Regions from separate parts of the Homo sapiens genome. Here region 1 is linked to region 2. A link is a loop called in an ENCODE intact Hi-C map of the cell type or tissue named here. Cell type or tissue: mammary epithelial cell. All regions are shown on one strand. Each heading gives the region's core, and the rest is flanking DNA. Links, peaks and the distances in the headings are about the cores only. Region 1 has its middle 6.9 kb from the start of DNM1L. Region 2 holds the start of PKP2 (plakophilin 2).

Region 1 (2,914 bases), core at 320-2,819, 220 kb after region 2:
GCAATCTCAGCTCACTGCAAGCTCCGCCTCCTGGGTTCACGCCATTCTCCTACCTCAGCCTCCCGAATAACTGGGACTACAGGCGCCCACCGCCACACCCGGCTAATTTTTTGTATTTTTAGTAGCGATGGGGTTTCACCATGTTAGCCAGGATGGTCTTGATCTCCTGACCTCGTGATCTGCCCGCCTCAGCCTCCCAAAGTGCTGGGATTACAGGCATGAGCCACTGCGCCTGGCCAACTTTCCCATATTTTTAAATGTACATGTGCTGTACAGCACATAACATCAGAATTCTAATCCCCATAGTTAACCATATGAATTTCTCCATTTTTCCTTGTTGCCCTTTTCACACAATATTATTGAACTATTATTTAAGTGCTTATTGTATGTGAGGCACTATACTAAGCATTTTATCAGAGCCTCGTGAAGTAGGTTTAGAGATGTAGAAACGGAGGCTCCAGGGATTGAAGTGAAGTGGTAAATTTACACAGCTAGTATGTGGCAGAGATGGGATGAAAAGGGGCTTTTTGGCAAACCCCCTTTTTTTTCTTTTTTTTGAAACAGTCTTACTCTGTCGCCACAGTGGTGCGATCTCAACTCACTGCAACCTCTGCCTCCCAGGTTCAAGCAATTCTCCTGTCTCAGCCTCCCCAGTAGCTGGAACTACAAGCGCACACCGCCTCGCCAGGCTAATTTTTGTATTTTTAGTAGAGACTGGGTTTCACCATATTGGTCAGGCTGGTCTTAAACTCCTGACCTCAGGTGATCCACCCGCCTCGGACTCCCAAAGTGCTGGGATTACAGGTGTGAGCCACCATGCCCGGCAGCAAACTCTCAACCGCTACACATTCTGCCTCGTGTATTTATTCCTTTCTTCATTAATTCAACACATATTGATGAAGTACTTGTTAGGCATACGGATCTTAGCCAGGCAGTATATTTTGCTGGAGAGTAGGGAGGAACCGTGGATATGGCACTAACATGCCCTCCCCCTTCACCAATAGTGAGCTCACGAAGGGCAGAAGTGATTATCTTATTTAGCTGGGTTCCCCCACTACCTCGTATGAAGCGTGTTACATAATATTAGTCTACTGGATATGGGGTTTTCTTTTCTTTTTTATTTGGAAAATCTGGAATAACAAGGATTTAAGCAGCTCTGAATTGATATAATTGCAACCAGGACTGGCAATCAAATCTCACCAACACATATGAGTCTGGCTTGGCATAGGACTCCTCATTAGAATAGATGCCAAGTTACTTAGCTAGGGAGTAGCCTGGCTTTGTTCTAACTTAAAATCCCGAATTAGAGGAAGTTTATTTTGGATTAAATTAATAACTGGAAATTAATCGATCTTGGAAAAGGTCAGACTGTTTTTATCGCATGTGTCCAATATCATTTTATGCCAACATTTTGATCATCAATCACAGCCAAGATGCCGGTATCTGCACCTTCAAATCATAGCGGTTAGTGGGGATCTAATGTTAATATAAAATATACAGCTCTGTTGGGGAAGCCTCTTTGTCATATTTTGGAAACTGCCCGTGTTTTGCAAAGATGATAAAGTAAACAGCTTTAATCAATTTGCTACTCCCCAGGCCTCAAGCTTAACACATACTTTGTTAGCAGGTGCAGGAAATTGTTTGCAGATGGTGGAATTGGCCAGATGGTTCAGAAGCCAGAAATTGAATCTGGTGAGATACTGACGGGACCATGAGAGGGCAGTGTGACAACACAATTAAGAGCAGTTAACGACAAAATAACTTGGGAGTTAAGATATGGTCCTGATTTCTTCCCTTTGCTCCACACCCACACCCCAATAGAACGTAGCCCTTCTTTTTATCCTCCTACCATCAAAATTTGTGGCATATTTTAGAAACTATTTGAGATAATAGAGTTATTTTATTTATATTTATATATTTATTTTTGAGATCAAGTCTCGCTCTGTAGCCCAGGCTGGAGTGCAGTGGCACAATCTCAGCTCACTGCAACCTCTGCCTCCTGGGTTCAAGGGATTCTCCCACCTCAGCCTCCCAAGTAGCTGGGATTACAATAGGCGTGGGCCACTCGCCAGCTAATTTTTGTATTTTGTTTATTTATTTTTTTGAAAGACAGAGTTTCGCTCTTGTTGCCCAGGCTGGAGTGCAATGGCATGATCTCAGCTCACCGCAACCTCTGCCTCCCGGGTTCAAGTGATTCTCCTGCCTCAGCCTCCCGAGTAGTTGGGATTACAGGTATGCACCACCACGCCCGGCTAATTTTGTATTTTTTTAGTAGAAACGGGGTTTCTCCATGTTGGTCAGGCTGGTCTCGAACTCCTGACCTCAGATGATCCGCCCTGAGGTGTTAGCTAGACATCCAAAGTGCTGGGATTACAGGTGTGAGCCACTGCGCCCGGCTGTATTTTCAGTAGAGACAGGGTTTTGCCATGTTGGCCAGGCTGGCCTCAAACTCCTGACCTCAGGTGATCCGCCCATCTTGGCCTCTGAAAGTGCTGGGATTACAGGCATGAGCCACCACGCCCAGCAATAGTGATTTTAAATTACAGCAGTGACAACTGAAAATTATATGTTAGACATCCCTGCATTTAAACTACTTCACTTGCCCCATTTCTCAAGCCTTCTCATTAGCCTCTTTACAACTCTACTCCAGGTTCTCAAATGTTGTTTGACATTCTTAGAAGCTTTTCATATCTCCCTTCTCTGTTTTTCTGTTTTTTGTCTCCCTCACACAAACTCAATTTGCTCATATTTGATGGTGAAGAGAAATTTCACTTTTAGCCCTTGGTTAGCTGCTACCTTTGCAGATCTAAAGGCTCCCTAGTACACTATGACAAACAAAAGGGACACCTACTCTGGGACGCAAGATCATGGGAAGCATGACGTGGTTCTGGACTTAATGGTTCTGATGATATTT
Region 2 (2,914 bases), core at 163-2,662:
CACCTGCCTGCAGGGCAGCCCCTCCCTGCATCGAGCGGAAATCCATCCTGTCCAGCGCGGGGCGTGGGCAGAGCGGGGCGCGGCCCCGGCAGGCGGTATCCGCTGGGACTCCGACAACGTGCGCGACCCCAGGCGAACCGCGCCCCTCTCCCCACCTCCCCGCGGGCGGGTACAAGTCTCCAGGTGTCCGCGCGCTCAGCGGGTCCGGCCCGCCCCCGCCCCCGCCCCCGGGCCCGACTGCGCGTGCCCGGCCGGAGCCGCGCCCCCTCCTCAGGGAAGGCCGGGCGTCCGGCCCACGAGGCCGAGCTCCCCCCCGGCCCGGGCCTCTCACCGGCGCGGGGGGCGGGCCAGGGGCGGGGCCGGACTCGAGCGGGGCGGGGCTCGCGCCAGCGCCCCCAGCTCCGTGGCGGCTTCGCCCGCGAGTCCAGAGGCAGGCGAGCAGCTCGGTCGCCCCCACCGGCCCCATGGCAGCCCCCGGCGCCCCAGCTGAGTACGGCTACATCCGGACCGTCCTGGGCCAGCAGATCCTGGGACAACTGGACAGCTCCAGCCTGGCGCTGCCCTCCGAGGCCAAGCTGAAGCTGGCGGGGAGCAGCGGCCGCGGCGGCCAGACAGTCAAGAGCCTGCGGATCCAGGAGCAGGTGCAGCAGACCCTCGCCCGGAAGGGCCGCAGCTCCGTGGGCAACGGTGAGTGGAGCCCGCCGCTCCCCGGCGCCGCCCCCTGCCCCACACCCGGTCACCTCCTCCTATCCCGCCCTCACCCCGCGTGCTGGGAGTGCGGGACCCCGTGTTCTGCCCACCTGTTGCTCGCCGTCTTCGGTATGACCGACTTGCTTGTGGAAAGCACTCTTTTCCATAACCTATTACTCAGCTTTGTCATATAGGTACCTATGTATATTAAATATTGTACATATCTATCAATGTTAACTAACTCACTTCAAGATTTCACCCCTTTCTTTTTCTACTCCGCCGGTCCGCGCCCCTCACTGGTGCGGACTTAATTTGAAGGTTCAGGGAGTCTATAAACACCTTGAGATGCTATGCAGAATTTTTGGTGTGTACGATCTTTTTCTGGGAGAAGGAGCCCTTCAATTTTATTAGATTTGTTAAATAATTAATGACCCCCATAAATATCTTGGGGAAAAAAACCGACAGCACTGGCGCTCCTACAACCTATAAATTGGGATTGTGCTGTCTTATGCAAGTACTTCGGGGCGCTCCACCCTGTGTGGGAGGCGAGTGGTGGATCTAGGGAGTGAAGAAAAGTAGTTAGGAGGCTTTGGTCCAGGGAACAAACACGCCGAGGAGGAGGTAGGGGACTTTGGCCCTGCCGGCAACAGCCGTGCCCGCCTAGCTGCGCTTCCTACCCCCACCAGTGCGGGCGTGATGCAAGTCTGATCCCTCCAAAAAATTAAACCCGAAGGTGAAAGGGGTGTAAGCACACACATGCACACTATGTTCATGATTGATAGACGGGGGAGGTGGAAGGGAAAGAAGATGGCAAGCCACTTGTGAAAATTAGAGATCATGATGTATCCTTTTCTCCCCTGCTGAAGTCAGGTGATGGGATCAACTCAGTGACCCTTGTTTTACTTCTTGTTGCTGTGTATGTGAGTTTGCATTATAAAAGCACTATGTTGGCTTATAGCAAAAAGAAGAGGAAAGAAATTGAGCAATTAAGTTGGAATATCTGTTTCCTGCAACGTTCAGTTGTTTCTGTATGAAGTAACTTGGGCATTGGCGAATGTAGGCTAACCCATTCTAGTTTCTATTAGGAAAACAGAAAAATTCTAACAGGCCAGACCAGAGATTTCAAACAGCAGAGTCTGGGAGGCTGTACTGTGTGTGTAAAAGAATCCTAAAGGATGACGTAGTCAATATTAACATACTTGAAAGGTAAAGAGAAGATGTTCAATGATCGTAGTTAATATAACTGAGTGCATACTATGTGCCAAGAATTGGGCGATGTGGTTTGCATTCATTTGAGATATATATATATATATGTATTTAAAAACTTGTGAGTTAGGTATTTTCATCCTCATTTTACAGATGAGGAAACTAAGCAGTTAAGTAACACTGAAGCTCTAATAGATGGTAAGTGGCAGAGCTGGTATTTAAACTCCCAAACCTGAATTTTAAACTTATCAGTTTTATCATTAAGTTTTAAAATGATTAATACAAAGTGGGATTTGTTAGATGCTAAGCCTCTCCGTGGCCCCCTCCCATTTTTCTTTAAATAAAATTGAGGAAGTTCTGAAAGGCTGGGGAGGTCTAGAAAACACAGAACTGCTGCAATACATGGAGGGAAAGACCTTATATTTATTTAGACTTAGGGGTCTGACTAAAGACTGCGGGATGAGTGAGGCCAGTCTTTGAAAAGTGGAGCCATTACACCCATTCATTCTCTGTGCCCATAGGTCCAGTGCTAAACTGAAACCAAATCAGCTTCCCCTGCGTAGGAGACACAGGAGGCATATTAGATATTCTTTCTTATCCTCTGAGAATGGCCAGCTAGGAAGAGAGCAAGCAGATACAACTCTTCCATAAATGGAGGGAATGGAGCCATGAACAGAAGAAAAGGGAATGTTGCTGAGCATCTACTATGTGCCTATTCCAGAATCTTCATTATATTCTTGAAACAATTGCTGAGATAGATATGAGAATCCATCTCACATATGAAGTATGTGTCTGTCAGCAATGGTTGGAAATTTAATCCCAACTCCACACATAATCTGTTCTTTCTACAAAGTAATGCATCACCTGTGTGATGAATTCAGCAAGCATCAAATGAGTATGTTCTTCATGCCGGGCGCTGTGCAGGTGCTGAATTAAACACAAAGACTCTGCTTGCTTTAAAGCAAAAAGTTTGAAGAAGGAAGCCAACCGCTAGAAAAATACATTACCAAATAAAAAG

Evidence for each region. Hi-C counts contacts between places; a loop is a spot of excess contacts. Peaks named below come from ENCODE experiments on the same cell type or tissue, not always from the same donor. Only the 100,000 strongest peaks of a DNase experiment are listed, where the experiment ranks them.
Region 1: a loop joins it to region 2, with 4 times the contacts of the local background. A loop is called at or near these places in 5 of 110 quality-filtered maps.

What each region holds. Positions count from the first base shown.
Region 1 is chr12:32,670,898-32,673,811 of GRCh38, reverse strand. No RefSeq gene overlaps it. Among named protein-coding and RNA genes, the nearest start is that of DNM1L, 6.9 kb to the left of the region's middle. In mammary epithelial cell, for the core only: a CTCF peak has its summit at 1,711 (motif pointing right); no DNase peak of the experiment used is centred there.
Region 2 is chr12:32,894,282-32,897,195 of GRCh38, reverse strand. It overlaps PKP2 (plakophilin 2), which reads left to right and starts at 419. Exons shown (of 13, transcript NM_001005242.3): 1 at 419-687. The coding sequence starts at 465. RefSeq lists silencers at 11-110, 311-420. In mammary epithelial cell, for the core only: a CTCF peak has its summit at 1,371; no DNase peak of the experiment used is centred there; H3K4me3 peaks cover 2,230 bases; H3K27ac peaks cover 2,059 bases.